Linked DNA regions of Homo sapiens: region 2 is linked to region 1. A link is an interaction called in ENCODE POLR2A ChIA-PET data of the cell type or tissue named here. Cell type or tissue: Panc1. All regions are shown on one strand.

Evidence for each region. Peaks named below come from ENCODE experiments on the same cell type or tissue, not always from the same donor. Only the 100,000 strongest peaks of a DNase experiment are listed, where the experiment ranks them.
Region 2: POLR2A ChIA-PET joins it to region 1 with 15 read pairs; 2 of 35 experiments call an interaction of 5 or more read pairs at or near these places.

What each region holds. Positions count from the first base shown.
Region 1 is chr6:106,101,339-106,109,338 of GRCh38, reverse strand. It overlaps PRDM1 (PR/SET domain 1), which reads right to left. Exons shown (of 7, transcript NM_001198.4): 5 at 3,406-4,514; 6 at 2,840-2,968; 7 at 1-2,428. The coding sequence ends at 1,853. Among named protein-coding and RNA genes, the nearest start is that of PRDM1, 19 kb to the right of the region's middle. RefSeq lists enhancers at 3,137-3,850, 3,851-4,565. In Panc1, no CTCF peak of the experiment used is centred here; no DNase peak of the experiment used is centred here; H3K4me3 peaks cover 679 bases; H3K27ac peaks cover 725 bases.
Region 2 is chr6:105,567,794-105,575,793 of GRCh38, reverse strand. No RefSeq gene overlaps it. Among named protein-coding and RNA genes, the nearest start is that of LINC02836, 61 kb to the left of the region's middle. In Panc1, no CTCF peak of the experiment used is centred here; no DNase peak of the experiment used is centred here; H3K27ac peaks cover 2,949 bases.

The DNA.
Region 1 (8,000 bases):
ACTTGGGTGTGACCACATAATCATAAAGTGGCAAAAAAAAAATAGAGCTGTCTTAGATGGTCCTTAATACTAAAAAATGATGTATCTCTTCCTCCCTGGTTGTTTTGTGGTCCCCACCACTGCACCAAGGTTTTAGGGTCTCTTACAGTAGGCAAGGGTGCCCAATCATACCGACGTGATTGTGAGGTCACCAAGTATTAAGCAAAGTCTCAGAAAGGAGTGTTCTTTTTTTTTTTTTTTTTTTTTTGCCCTTAGAAAAAGTAGATCTTTTACATGGCTTGGCTCACAATTTAAGTGGTTATAAATATATATACATATGATATAGTGGTATAAATAGATTTATAAATATACATCATTTTTTGCTACACTTTGAACACCAACATGTAATCTTTGGGCTTAGCAGAATAAAAGATAGAATAACACAAAGTCTATCTTGCTGGAGCACATTTACTCGGTTTCTCCTCTAGAGAAGCAAATCATTAGATAAGACATCATTTCCTGCACTACTGGACACACTCAATGAGGTAACTGTTGTTGAACAACTTTGCAATGCCCTTTCATCTTCCATTAAATTAACCATAAAATGTAAAAACACAAATACTGAGGAAAATCTGAGTTTTACAGAAAAAATACAATTGATGTGTTGGGGATAGGAATGTTCATTACCCGCTTTTACCCCAAGATGACTAGAATACCCGTTTTTTGTTGTTTGTGTGTTTGTTTTTAAAGTGTGGCCTGAGCCTATCTACCTCGAATCCTTCCTGGTAGAGCACCATGTTTGTGCAATTTTGACATTAAAAAAAAAAAAAAAAAAAAAGCAACAAAAACCAACAACAAAACACCACCCAGACTCAAGCCCCCAAATCGCACACACACAAAGCCACCTATGCTTTGGGGAAATTTTCGCAGTGGTTTTAAAACATGGCATTTTTTTCTTCTTCACATTTTCTGATAATACAATGGATGCAAAAGTCATGTGGCCGCTCTGAATGGCCACAGGACTCGGTGGGGAGGGCAGGGCGGTGGGAGGATTCTGCTCTTTTGGAGGGAGAGACAGGTTGGTAAAGCCTTCCTGTCACCCTTCCGGTAAAATTGTGGCTGGGGGAAAAACATGAACTATCAACAAAAATATACAAGATTCCCTTTCTTGTTTCTTCTACTTAAGTTATTCTTGGGTAATCCTGCACACATACCCCCAAGTTATGTACAATGCTGTTCAAATGATAGGATCCCAGGAATGAACACATCAACTGTCCAACATTGGCAATTACCCAAACCTCATTTTCAAACCATTATTAGAGAGAGAGGTTGACTGAAGTCATATATTTGTTTAACTAAATCTTAGGTACTTATACAGATGTGCAGAAATTATCTACAAAGAATGGCCACAAGACAAAAATACATTTATACTCAAATTACAAGGAATCTTTCCAGTCATTGTAAACTTTTTTAATTATTGCTTTCTGAATGATAAATTGTATAATAAATTATGAAGGATTATCATTGAAAAAATAATTATGACTAGGTAATAGTCTTAGTAATGGGAAGGCTATGCAAACATGTCCACACAAATATTCAAAATACACAGGGGCAAATATATAGACACAGGTGTAAATAAGTATATATAATATGTATACAGATATATATATATATATATATATGGCCTTTGCCTTGTTCATGCCCTGAGATTTCAGTAACTTTGGAGTTCCTTCTTTAATTCCAGAGGTGAGGGGAAACCATTTGCTGTCGAGAGAGCTTTGCAGAGCTGGGATTATGTACAAGCCACTTCCTACAGGCACCCTGACTCACCAAGTCATAACTTAAGAAACAAAATAAGTGTTTTCTGAAAATCTTAAGGATCCATTGGTTCAACTGTTTCTTGTTTGACCTTTACAGGTACCAGAGGTAGTGGGTTGCTGGGAGGCAACTTCATGAGGGGTAGATCTGATGACTCATAAAGGCTGCACCCTGAGGAGAGGAGTCCATTCCCCATGTTTCTTTGCAAAGACACTTTCAGGCCAGTTTCTTCTTTCTCTTTTCTGACCACGGCCAGAATTTCCTTCTCCACTACAGAGATCACACTGATGTCATCCTCCACGTCCTCGAGCCGGTCAGCATTGTCACTGATGTCAAACTTCTCGATTTCTTCATTGATTCGGGTCAGATCTTCCAAGGGCAGCCCAGGCGCCGGGGCCGCAGCGCAGTTCCCTTTCAGGTGAACCTTGAGGCTACAGAGATGGATGTAGTTCTTGTGGCACTGGGAGCACTTGTGGGGCCGCTCCCGGGTGTGCAGACGCTTGTGCAGTTTCAGGTGCACAAACTGGGTGAACTTGGCAGGGCACACCTTGCATTGGTATGGTTTCTCTCCAGAATGGAGTCGCAGGTGGGTCTTGAGATTGCTGGTGCTGCTAAATCTCTTGTGGCAGACCTACAGTGTAGGGGAGAGAGACAGCAGGGAAGGGAGACAGGAAGGCCAGAAGATTAAGAGTTGCCAACGGGAGGGGCAGGCTTACCGGCCAACGCCCAGCAACCTAGGAGGTGAGAAGCCTCCTTGTGGCACCTCCAGTGTGGTATTAAGCAAACGGGGGGATGTGGGCACACAGCACACGAGGGGCTGTTTATTTCCCCTACCATTTTCCCACCCACTGGAAGCTGGCTGTGCCATCTCAAGTCATCAGCAGATACAAAGTACTGGGAAGGACCATAGTGCCATCAGTCCAGGATGGGACAACGCAGAATCTGGTGTTGGCTTTAACTACGGGCTATATAGGACATGGGAGGGTGACTCACAGACATTTTCTACAAAGGTCAGAAGGTCTACCCAGAAAATACTGCGCACCTGGCATTCATGTGGCTTTTCTCCCGTGTGTACCAGGTAGTGTTTCTGCAGGTGGGCGAGCTGAGTAAAGCCCTTGTTGCAAGTCTGACATTTGAAAGGCCGTTCTCCACTGTGCACTCTCAGGTGGACCTGGGAAGAAGCCACATGTGTTAGCTCTGCTCTCAAGCTGGCTCTGAGACCTAACATTTCTGCTCCAAGACTCAAGTGTTGATGCAAATATCTTAAGAAAAGCATCAAGACAGTCTTAAAAAGAAGAAATCTTCATGTTTTCAGAATGGTGTTTTTCTTAAAAGCACAAAAATCACAGGCTAGCAGGGAGTTTCACCTAATCTTCTAGTCCAAACCCCTAATTTTTTTATTATTCAGAAGAAAATCAGGAGAAGGGAAGTCACTTGTCCAAAGTCAAAGAGCTAGAAGTGGCAAAAGCCAGGCGGAATCCATACCCACTATCCCCAACCGGGGGCTCATACTACTGCAAATGCAATCGATACCCCATGGAAAGCAAGCTAAATACAAACACAAGCATGCACTCACAGCCCCTTGGACTGCTCTCTCTCAAGGCCTACCTTCAGATTGGAGAGCTGGCCGAAAGTCTTGGCGCAAACGTTGCATTCGTACTTGATCTTGCCGTTCTGCTTCTTCAGCGGGTAGGGAAGGGTCTTGTAGCCGGTCATGTTTCTTTTGTTTTTAATGAGATTCATGGCTTCGTCGCTGCTGGGGGCTGCCATCGCTGCTGAGGTAGCTTTGGGCTGCACCACATGTTCTGCCGTGGCGGCTGTTCCCGCCGTGGGAGACCCGCTTGTGGGGCTACAGGCCTTGTCCTTCATGCTGGCGGCGGCCCCGGTAAAGGAGAAGGCACTGTGGGGCGCCGGGACAAGCACCTCCCTGGGATGCTCCGGCTGGAGCAACCTCCGGGCTCCATCTGAGGGCAGCGAGCTCGGGAGAGAAGTGGGGTTGAGCATGGGGTGGGGCAGGCTGCCCCCACCGAGGAGATTGCTGTAGACAGGGCACAGCCTCGGGAAGAGGCCAAAGTTGTTGATGCCATTCATGCTGCTCACAGCGCTCAGGCCATTACAATTCATGCCGTAGGGGGGCAAGAGGAACTTGGGGTAGTGAGCGTTGTACGAGGGGATGAAAGCTGGCGGGAGGTGGGGCAGGGGTGCGTAGCCAGGGTAGGAGCCCAAACCTTCCGTGCCGTAGGACGCGTTCAAGTAAGCGTAGGAGTCCCGGTGCTCTTGAGAGCCGGGGCCCACAGGGGACACCGTATTCCCAGGGCTGCTGTGAGGGCTGGAGCTCTTGAGGCTTTGGTCGGGGCTGCTTCTTGCAGAGGGGCTTGGAGTGGTGGAGGATGGAATGGGGGAGCGAGTGATGTACGTGGGTCTCTCGATCCCGTAGGCCAGGGAAGCTTTCAAAAAGTCTTCTGGCAGAGGGGCCCGGATGGGGTAAACGACCCGAGGGTAGAAGGGCATTTCGGGGCTCCCACGTCTTCTAAAGTCATCGAGGTCCTTTTCTGATGTGAGGGGTGAAATGTTAGAACGGTAGAGGTCCTTTCCTTTGGAGGGGTTGGAGTCCAATTTTAGGATTTCTTTCACGCTGTACTCTCTCTTTGGGACATTCTTTGGGCAGAGTTCATTTTTCTCAGTGCTCGGTTGCTTTAGACTGCTCTGTGTTTGTGCTGAAATAAAGAAAAAGGGGCGATTACACAGAGGGCTAGAGAGAACTGAAGCAAAACTGCCAAAGTTGCTCCTCCTTCTTGAGAAAACCTGAGTAACAGCTGGCGACACAATCGCCACATATCTGGCTTCCAACGCACTCTCATTCTAGAAGGCTCTGGGCCACTCACTCAAAAGTGCAGTTCCGTTTCCTCCTCAGCAAAATGCGGACAATGGCAGCACAGACAGAACAAACAGCAGCCTTGGGTGATTCTGTTTTCATTAGTACAGACCTTATGATAGAAAATTGCTGTTTAGGCTGGAGTAAGATAGCCTAAGCTGGATGCAGTGGCTCTTGCCTGTAATCCCAGCACTTTGGGAGGCCGAGGTGGGCGGATCACCTGAGGTCGGAAGTTCGAGACCAGCCTGACCAACATGGAGAAACCCCATCTCTACTAAAAATACAAAATTAGCTGGGCGTGGTGGCGCACACCTGTAATCCCAGCTACTTGGGAGGCTGAGGCAGAAGAATCGCTTGAATCTGGGAGGTGGAGGTTGTGGTGAGCCGAGATTGTGCCATTGCACTCCAGACTGGGCAACAAGAGCAAAACTCTGTCTCAAAAAAGAAAAAAAAAAAAAAAACTTCCATTTTAATGGAGTGGAAAAATACTGGGGTGGGGACCCTGTCATAGGTTAATAAAAGTCTTTCTGATGTTCATGGTTTACCTAAAGGAAATCAGCATACCCTGAGAACTAAATGTGAAAGATTAAGACTCATTTCAAGTAATACACAGTCATCAATTTTCGCTTCTACTCTTGTTGAATACGAATTTGATAAAGCCCTGTTCAAACTGCCTATGCCAAGGAGCTTAGCGAAGTGAATACCACCTTCCTCGCGATGTGCAGACAGCCTAAGCACTTCACCAAGGCTCTGTCTGGTCTAGCCAGGATCCCAGCAGTGCTGGCCCCTGGAGTCACAAGGCGTGACAGTCACCTCTGCCAAACCACAATAGGTACTTCCTGAGCCAGTTCAATTACTTAGCGCACCCAAGAAAACAGAACAGGCTAAGAGGAAAGCACTTATTCCCAAAGACGGCACGTTATTACTTGGTAAAGATACTATTTAGGAACAGCAGCAATGAGGACAGTTCTAGACTATCCCTGCCACAGCCAGCCCTGTCTCCTCGCTACACAATAAATGATGCCTTCAGGAAAAAACACCCATCTGGGCAGGGAAAACTGAAAATTCCCTGCTCAGCCTTGCCTGGAAACCAAAAGTAAAACATACGATGTTTAGTTTGAGCTCTGATTATTGGAGGACAGTCACTCAAGCCAGGACACCTGCCCTAGGAACGCACTGAAGGCATTGGCTGTCAATGTGTGGAGATGCCTTCAGAGGCAGCAGGTTTGGGGGATCATGCTGAAGCCTTTGTGCAAATATCCTTCATCGTCTAAAAAATGTCTCTGCTTGAATTTAGTTGAGAAAGAACTCCACACTTGCTATCTGATAGGTCTAGAAATGAACTCTGTGAAACTCCAGAACTGAACCCTTTAAATGTATTCTCTAGGCTGACTGGCTTGAGGGATTCGATTCCAATTTGAGAGCCCCTTAGAGAATGTTATCTCCTGCCAGCGGTTATCAGTTCCTCCTGGGCGAGCCTGAAGCCCCAGAATAAACACAGAGAAGAACGCTATCAGGGAAGATGCTGACGGGGGGGCCGTGATGGAAAGCTTGCTGAGGGAGAGGGATTTCTGAAGCCACTAAAACAAAATAAATATCTCCTTATCAGGCCAATATCGGTCTTTCAGTGAGGCCCAGCAGGCAGGAAGTTCTAATTGTCACTTTTGTTTTTTAAAGCTAAAATGGTAAAGGATGAGAAAGACAACTAAGCTTGAAAACTGATAGGCAAGGCATCTCACAGCCACAGGAAGGAATTTTATGAAGGTGAAAAAGAATTATTTGGAAACATCTATATAGGGTCAAATTCATAATGATTTTTAAAAACGATGCCGCTCGAATAAAATGGAAATACAAAAAACTTTACCCTCATGACTTTGAGCCATTTTTACTCAAATTATGTATCTAAGTCTCATATTTTTTCCAGTGGCTTCCACACTCCCTTGGTTCTATAATTCAACAAATAATAATAGCATAAATGTGCAATAAGCATAAAGTTTCAGTCCATCTGTGGCACTGCCCCTCACATTTAGCCAGGGATTCTTCTTAAGTACCTTAATATAATTTGAATGTTGAACTGATATGAAACTTATGATTGGGCCAACAAAAAAGCCAGAATTTTAAACTTTCTATGCAAAACACTTAGCACAGTGCCTAGTATATAGTAAACTCACAATAAATGTTTGCTATCTCTAATGCCTTCAGAAAAATAGATTTGCATCTTATTCTAAAAGAACATCCAGAGTGACATGTTAGCCTCCCTAAGATGCTCTACAGGTGGAAATTAGGAAGTCCATATACAGTAAAGGTGCATTTTAAAAAATCATCCTTCAGCAGCTGAGTAATCAGTGGAGCTGGTGTCATTTCTGACTCTCCCACTCAGCAACAGCTTGAGTTAACATGAAAAAGAAAATCAAGATCTGTTTTTGTTCTGAAATCTTAAATGGCTGTAGGCGGACGGAGTCATTTCAAGAGTGAACTGCTTCTGAAGACTCCGAATGGCTTAATTATGCCGACTCACATTTTCGATCTATAATAAGAACCCCAAGACTATAAGAAAGAACCTAGAAGTTCTGCAGTAGGCAAAACAAAGTCTCTTTTCAACTGAAACTGAGAAAGCAGATTAACATTTAGAAGTCTATAATTTGGTCAACTGTTTTCTAGATGGGTTAGTTAGATAGATAGAAAAAAAATACCTCCCCCCCTGCCAAATTTGGGAGGGGTAGGGGTTTCAAACTTATTAGTTCTTTTATTCCTTTTCCTTTGTTTTTAGAAAAATGCCATTTTGTGATTTCTGGCTACTTACTTTTCTTTCCTTTGGTTTGTTTCAAATCCCTTCTTCTCCAAACTCTACCGCCTGAACCATCACTGCCATTTAAGCCCTCATGGAGATTCTTGCACCACCTCTATTGTGCTTTAAGCATGGAAACCCAACACAGTTCATTTGGAGACACAATCTACCTATTAGGCCTGATGAAATAGTGGAAATTTTCCTGATCACAGTCTCAATCATCAGCTGCCACGCCTAAGACAACCGGTTTCACAACTGGCAGCAGGAATCTTGTTTTAATGTGACTGGTTATTGTTAACTCTCATTCTTTACTATGAATATTGGACAATGAAATGTGCTTGAAAATGTTAAACCACCATTTAGAAAAAATTCTGCCAAAATAAAAGGGGACATACTGCATAAATAAAAAGGGATAAATAAAAGGTGTCATTTCACAGTATATATGACAGTTGCTTCTGAACACAAAGTAGAAGCACTTGAACCTTAAAATACTGTGCAAAACCTTTCTTTGAGGAATAAAAACGCCAGGCCTTTAAACCC
Region 2 (8,000 bases), 530 kb after region 1:
CTGAAATCACAGGAATATTAAAGTATTTTAACAATACCTACTGGCAAATTAATTAGATACTACCAATGCAATTCACAAATATTTACTAAGTATGTGCTCTATACAAGCACTCTAGTGAACACTAGGAACATGAAGAAAGAGCATAGTTTTTCCCTATGAGCAGATGGGTAAATTTCCTATCCAAATCTTAGGAAGACAATATTGCAAAGATGTTAATCCTCTTCATATTTGTCATTATATTTGATGTAATAATTACAATTATATTTTCACACTTAAAGAGATCTTACCATATGTCAGGCACTGAGTTAAATGCTCATAAAATCCAAAGCAAAATCACAAGTTCAGGCAAACTTGCAAAATGACTGTAAAGTTTATCCAAAAAATAAACATTTGAGAATAGCAAAGAAAATTCTGGGAAAGAAAAACACAAGTGTGGATAAACCAACTGTAATTGTGGTTTGCAACAATAGATAGCTCAATGGAAAGAACTCAAAAATAACCACAAGATTATGGATAACTTCAGTAAAATTGGGGTTTCTAATCAGGTTTACAATAAAAAGTTTTTGGGACACCTGGATAGCCATTTGTGAAACAGTAAAGCTAGATTTCTACCTAATTCCTTATCCCCAAAATGGAGGTAGCAAAGACATAAATGTAAAAAATTAAACTATTAAGAGAACTAAATAAAACTGCACATAGTTTTTATAATATACTGGAAAGACTTTAAAAATATTTATTATTGAGTTGGCAAGAACATACATACTGATACAAACCGTACCCAAAGACACATGTTAAACAGGGGAAAATTATTATCAGTTTTTAGGACCAAAGATTGAGCCTTCATAAAACAACTAAAAATATGAAGAGCCCATTTTTAACAAGAAGGGCAATCAATATAGAAGGAGATGGCTCAGAGTAAAAGGAATATGCATGGTTAATAAATATGTGAAAAGATGCTCAAGTTTTGTCACAAATTTTAAAGAACAAAAATTAAAACAATGTGATATTTTTCACTTAATCCAATTATCATATTTTTGAGCCTCCATTATGTGCCAGGTGTATTTTCATGTTGTCTTATGAGCATATTTTAATATTTCTTGTAGTAATATTGCCCATAATCTATCAATTTTTAACAATATGATCAGCAGTTTGAATGGGAGCAGATGCCTCTGAAGAGCTTGATAATGCTTGAAAGGTGTTTTTTCCGGGTTCTAGTGATTCTCCTGCCTCAGCCTCCTGAGTAGCTGGGACTACAGGTGCCCACCACCACACCTGGCTAATTTTTGTACTTTTAGTAGAGATGGGGTTTCACCATGTTGGTCAGGCTGGTCTCAAACTCCTGACCTCAAGTAATCCACCCACTTCAGCCTCCCAAAGTTCTGGGATTATAGGCGTAAACCACCGCGCCCAGCCCAACCTGACTATTTTAAATGCTTACAAAATTAATTTCCTCTTATGTAATTATACTTTATTGAATTGACAATATTGCTGACAGTAAAAACTAACACTGGAATGTTGAAAACAAACCTAATTAGAATCGTAGCCCCCTGACTCTTCTCTTGTATCCACTGGAAGCAAGAAGAGCAGTTCTTCATCTCTTCATTCTTTCATTTAGTGAGTGTTCATTGAGTGTTTTACTCTGTGCCAGCACAGAGCTAGGTACTGGGGAACACCAAAATGAACAAGAGAGAGCATTAATTCCCTGCTCTCAGATTTTACCATCTAACTGGGTCTACAGGCAAGTAAACTGGCAAGAACACTTTGTTATAAGAACTTGCATTGTATCAAGTAACTGAAAGCCTTCCCGTCACCATCCTTTGCATCTGGGAACAAAGTAGTGCTGCCCAAGGTGACAGATTATTGCTGTGACTATACTAGATACTCATTTGAAGATTATTGGGGTACCTTATTTCAAGTATCTTTCTAAAGTGATACCTAAATGCAGTTAGGTCATAGACTCCCTCAAAATTAATAAGACTAAAGTTTTTGGCAATCGGGGAGAGATTTTCTAGGTCTAAATGAATCATTAGGAATGAGTAAGCCCCAGACATAACAAATGTTCTATAATTAAGAAGATAAAGAAGTATGTTAAGAAGCATAATAAATCTTAGAATAACCCCAAAAGGTGTCCATTTGTCTTTGTCCACAAATACTGGGAAAAAAAAAAAACAAAAGAAATAATCAAATGTGGAATTCCAAATGGTCTATGCCTTTTAAAACCCGGTAAGCTAATATACATTTTCTTAGGGAAAAAAAACCCTCAGTATATACCGAAGAATTAAAAGTTTCACATGTTACTTTATAGAGTTCCTAAATTAGACTGAATCATATGAAATTACTGAAATATGATTTTTTACATATAAAATTGGCACTTTCATGTGGTTCATCCTAATAGCATGGAATCTTTTCAATTCCTAAGAGAAAATGTTTGAGTAATGAGTAATTTATAGAGCTCTCACTATTAGCCAAACACTGTGCTAAACCCTGTATGACTTCAATCCACGATATTTGCCTGGGGTCCAAAAATCTGGGGCTAGAATTGAGGGTTTTTGAACTTAAGTGAAAAAATTTTACATATTATTTTCACTAACCTTTAACTAGAATTTGGCATTTTTTACCATTATAGATACAAATGGTGAACTTTGGTAATGTTAGTGATAATTATGTATGTCTTTGTCACCAATAGAAATTACAAGTATTTTGATATTGTATTACAGTTGTTACAGATATCTCAAAACATCATTTTTTACTCATCACAAACTTGAAAGTTCCTGTTGGTAACAAAACCACTTTTAGATCTTGTTATTTAATATGTTTATTACTAGTTGCAATTTTGCTTATAAAATATCCTGGTAGCAATATGATTGGGTGGCTTTATACTATTAATCTTTTATGTATTTCAAATTTATTTATTCTGATAAGAAGTTCCAAGAGCTTCCCCAGACTGGCAAATGGATCCATGGCACAAAAAGTTAAGACCCCCTGCTGTCCTTTGATCCTGGTAGCTACTCTGTATTGTAGGTAATAGTCTCATCCCCAATGTACAGATAGGAAAGATTGGGTCAGTTGCTAAAGGTACGCAGCTAATAAATAAGACAGCCATGTTTTACAATGGTTCTAGCTTCAAAGCCCATGATTTTACCCAGGACCTACACCTCCAGTTCCTCTAGGAAATTTCCAGGTGACCAATGTAGATCATGACAGTCAAGATACAGATGATCATTAAATAATATTAGTGTGAACTTGAAAATGTTTCCCTTGAGCTGCAGCAAGGATTATACAACAACCCATTTAAAAAGTATCGTCCGTGGTGATCACAAGTTTAAAGTATGAACAAGAAGACATTAACTGAGGAATAAGAAGAGTAAGCCCTAGGTAATGGTCATTGCAAAAAAGAGGGTGAAGACCTCAGAGACTCAGAGAAGGGCCCGTGGGGAGGTGAAAGGAGGCCAAAATGGATGATCCAACACATCCAGTATGACAAGGTTGTAACTAGTGACATTTATTTCTTACTCAATTGGTGACCACTGCCTTCTTTTTCTACATCTTGTGCTATGGTTTGAATGTTCCTCCAAAACTCATGTTGAAACTTAATTGCCATCGTAACAGTATTAACTGGTGGAACATTTAAGAAGTGACTAGGTCATGAAGGTTCTGCCTTCCTGGGTGGATTAATGCCATTATCACAAGAGTGGATTCATTATCACAGGCATGATAAAAAGACAAGTTCAGCCCCCATTTTTCTCTTTTTTGAGCACTTGCTTCCACCTTCCCCTTTCTGCCATAGGATGACCCTCACCAGATGCTAGTGTTGTGCTCTTGGACTTCCTAGACTCCAGAACCATGTGCCAAATAAACTTCTGTTCCTTACAAATTACCCAGTCTGTGGTATCCTGTTATAGCAACAGAAAACAAAGCAAGACTGTTTTTATTCCCCTTTCTTTCCTTTGTTTCCATTCAGTATCTAGTTTAGATTTTTATCTTACTTCTTCACATTCTAGTCAGTCTTCAGCTTGAAATAGAGGGAAATATGTCAGGTTGTATCCAGTGTAATTCAGGCTTATATGTTCATCCATCCATTTGGGCTTTCATAGGTTTTCACATGTGATAGAAAGAGATGAAGGATGCAAAGTAAGGCTGAGATTCCCCAACTAAGCAGGAAAGCACTAGGATTCCACACATATCATTTCTTTCATTTAGTATTTAAGTCATGTGCCAGATCCTGAGCTAGATCCAGGGGATACCCAAGTACCCTTCAGTCTTTCCAGGGTAACCAGATATTAACAAATACAAATACTATCCTCCCAAAATCTACTCTTTTAGTTGTGTAAGGGATGTAGATATGATAGTTGATGTAGATGAGACAGCTGTCTTCATTTTAATTAAAGAACAATGAGGATCTCTAGGACACCTCACCATTTCTGGGATACCACAGCTGGGAAATAGTCCACTAGGGGAATGCATTGGTGAGCTTCTACTACAACTATTCCTTGGCTTGATTCACTGCTATCAGTCTCCCAATGGTGTGGTGACTTGTGTTCATGACTCTTCATTCAGTGACTTGGGTGTAAATTCCCACCTCCACATTCTTAGAGAAAGCCTTGGGCAAGTTAGCCTCTTTGTGCCTTAGTTTCTTCATCTGCATGATGAAGTTGATCATATAATTCTCTTCCTAAAGTTGTTGTCGGGATTCGAAGATATGTAAAATACATGGCATCTGTGGTTTCATAAATGTAGCCATTTTTATCACAACTGATACGAATACCATTACCTTCTCTGCTTATCTGCTTTGCCTCTTAAATCCCAAAACTACAAATAGATTTCATTTCAGTGAGGAAAGGAAGGCTCAGGGATTGATGAAAACAACATTTCTCCTGTCAATTATAGATGTTTTTTGTGGCAGAGAAGATTATGAAACAAATTTCCCCAGCTCTTTGGAGAGACAGAAAAGAATGGCTAAGAAGAGCTGACTCTCTCAGTGACAGAAAGGCATGCTTTCAGCAAGGTACCCTCTAAGGGATATGAAGCTTAGGTTACCAAGGCATTGTAAGTTTTCACAATCGTGCAAACATAAATGATTAACCCATTTTAAAGCTTTGGATATTAGAGCTTTATTCTCATATCATTCTTAAGGCTTATACTCAAGGATCGGTGTAGAGTCAAAACCACATAATGATGATGACCTTCTGATAACCGAAGCTGGTTTGATGGCCACTAGATGGAGAGATTAGAAAAGTAGCTTGTATTGAACTACTATCACTATCAAGCACTATGTGTAGGAATTTTTATATATTCTTGAATCATCACAATAGATCTATGAAATAGGAATTGTAACTGCATTTTGATGAGAAAACTGAATTTAACAAAATTGAATAATTTGTCAAAAAGAAAACCCAGCCAGAAAGGGGCAGCATCAGGATTTGAACACTGGGACATGTGACTGCAGAGCCCACATCCGGTCACATATACCACCCTAGGCACATGGTGTGTTAAATGTGCCACTAAAGTAGCTGTGAGATATTAGCTTCACATGTGAAAAACTGCCTCTCAATCCCACCTCCATCCCCCACATCACAAATTAGTTTATATTCATTATCACTGAATTTCACAAGCCCACATGAGATTAAAATCCTTATTGGTATCATAATCTTTGTTAAACCTACGAAGAATCCATAGCCCCATAACAAAATGCCATGTCAAAGGTTAAGCCGAACTTAGAAAGTGAGTGATTTAACTAAAAAGAACATGCTGACTAGTAGGTTTCTCTGGATAAGAGTAAAGAGGTTCCAGTAGACTCAGAACTTGTCATTTGTCAAAGTTCACAGGAGGGAAGGTGTTATCTTTTTCTGTCTAACTCCAGGTTCACAAGACAAGGCATATTGCCAAAAAAAAGTCAAGAGGTTATCTACCGTCAACATTAGGAGGATCTGAATAGTCAGGGAACAGTGTTTGGGATGAAATTCTCAAAGACCTTATCCTTGGGCCAATGGTTTTAAAAGTGAACTTTTTCTTTCTATTTGACATTCATGAATCATATCATAAATAACTGGCCAGGATTATACTTAGCCTGGGTATTAACCATTTCATAGCTCTGTGTCTGTTTACCCATGAATCTCCTCTTCTCTGAAACAAATGTATACTTTCTGCTGACTTTTCAAATAAAATTCAGGTGAGCTGTGAAAGTGCCTTGCACTCGTTCAAAAAGCTAATCCCGTAAAGTCAACCATAGATAAAAATGTATGGCCTACAGTATTTACCTTCATTGCACATATGTGATGTTTTCTCATCTAAATTTTCTACCTGAAGATACTTTGCTCCCAAGAAAGCAGGTTCTACAATGATGTTTGTGAATTTTTTATCCAATCTATAACCTATTGTTTTCTGGCAATGCCCATGCCAGAGAGGGTTGGCCTTTTGGGGTGGGAGAGGGATACACTACCTGTGGGGGCGCCCACAAGCCAGCTCCCATAAGGACCACCATCCAGACAAACAGCCCTCAAAGTTTGACCAGCAAATGAAATTGCCCCAGAACTGTTCAAATGTGAAGTTGAAAACTCTGGGGACTTTTCTCCTGGGTGGTGAGTATGGGCAAATATATTAACTCACCATTTCAATTAAACAAAAAGAATATTCAAAATAAAAATCTTCCCAACATGCATAACTAAAGAGAGGCCAACTCACTCATCTCTCTGGGGTCAGTTTGCCTTCTGCAAAAAGTAGAACTGAAATAGACTACTTCTAAGAGGCTCAATAATGCTGGTGTTGATTCTAACTTTAGAGTAATCTAATTGCAGAGCAATTTGGAGACTTTACAAGTAGATAAAATGGGAAAAGGAATTTGCTGAAGATTTGAGATAAGTTAGAATTTTAATTCCATTTCTCTGGAGTTTCCCTCGGGGCCTGCTCATTCTTTACCCTCCAATTGGCATTTGGAATAGCACAAGAATCATTTTATAAATAAAGAGCTGGGGAGAAAGGTCAAGTTAACAAGTTAGTATCATACATTATTTCATTCAGTGACTATTTACCAATGCCTTTTATCTACTAGACTTTATGCATAGAAATAAGGTTGATCAAATCATGTTTATTTTTTAAAAGAAAACACACCCAATTTTATCTAATGAAAGGCAAAAATGACCAAATTTCCTTGATATGTATAATCATTCTGTCTTGTTTCTACTTTGAACGTTATTTTTTGGCATGGTGCAGGTAAGGGAACACACCAAAAAAATCATATCATTCCTCTAGAGAACTTTGAAGCAAGAAGAGATCATAGTCTCTAATTCCATCATGTGATGATCAACATATTGACCTGCTGCTCAACCATTATCAAAGTCTTCACCCAGTTTTGAAATCCCAAAGGGCTGCATCTGTCCTTGGCCCAAGCATGCCATTCTCATTAGTATGAGTGGGATATATTCTTACAGGCAAAGGGCAATTTGTAGCCCCAATTCTGCAAGAAAAACCGTGATTCATGTAGACATTATCTTAGTCCTGGCTTCTCATAAGCTAGCTTATCTTATCTACCTTGCACCTTGGCATGTTTTCTGTTTCTACGAGTCTAACTACACAGTGCTTTGTCTGAAACTCTGGATGATAAGGGCTTTTTGTTCTCATAATCTTTTTTAAAAACCATATTCAATAATCAAGTAAATGCAGATAGAACATTTATTTTTAAAACTGCTTAAACAGAGACTGGGAATATTTGTGGACTAATGGTGTTGAGCAAAGACAGTCTATAACAGGACAATAACTACCTGCCCTGAAATGTGTCAGAAAGCGGGATCCACTTCTCCTCCTCCTGGCCCAGGGGGGTTCACATGCACCAGTGCTTCCCTAAATTCTCCATTGAAGGGTATCCCACTCATTAACTGAAATAGATGCTATGGGGGAAAGGAATAGCAGATGGTGTGGGGGAAAGGGCTACTTTGCAAAGATTATACTTAATCATAATTAATAAAGAAAGAGCGACAGAGCCCAGCAAATATGGTATCTCACCT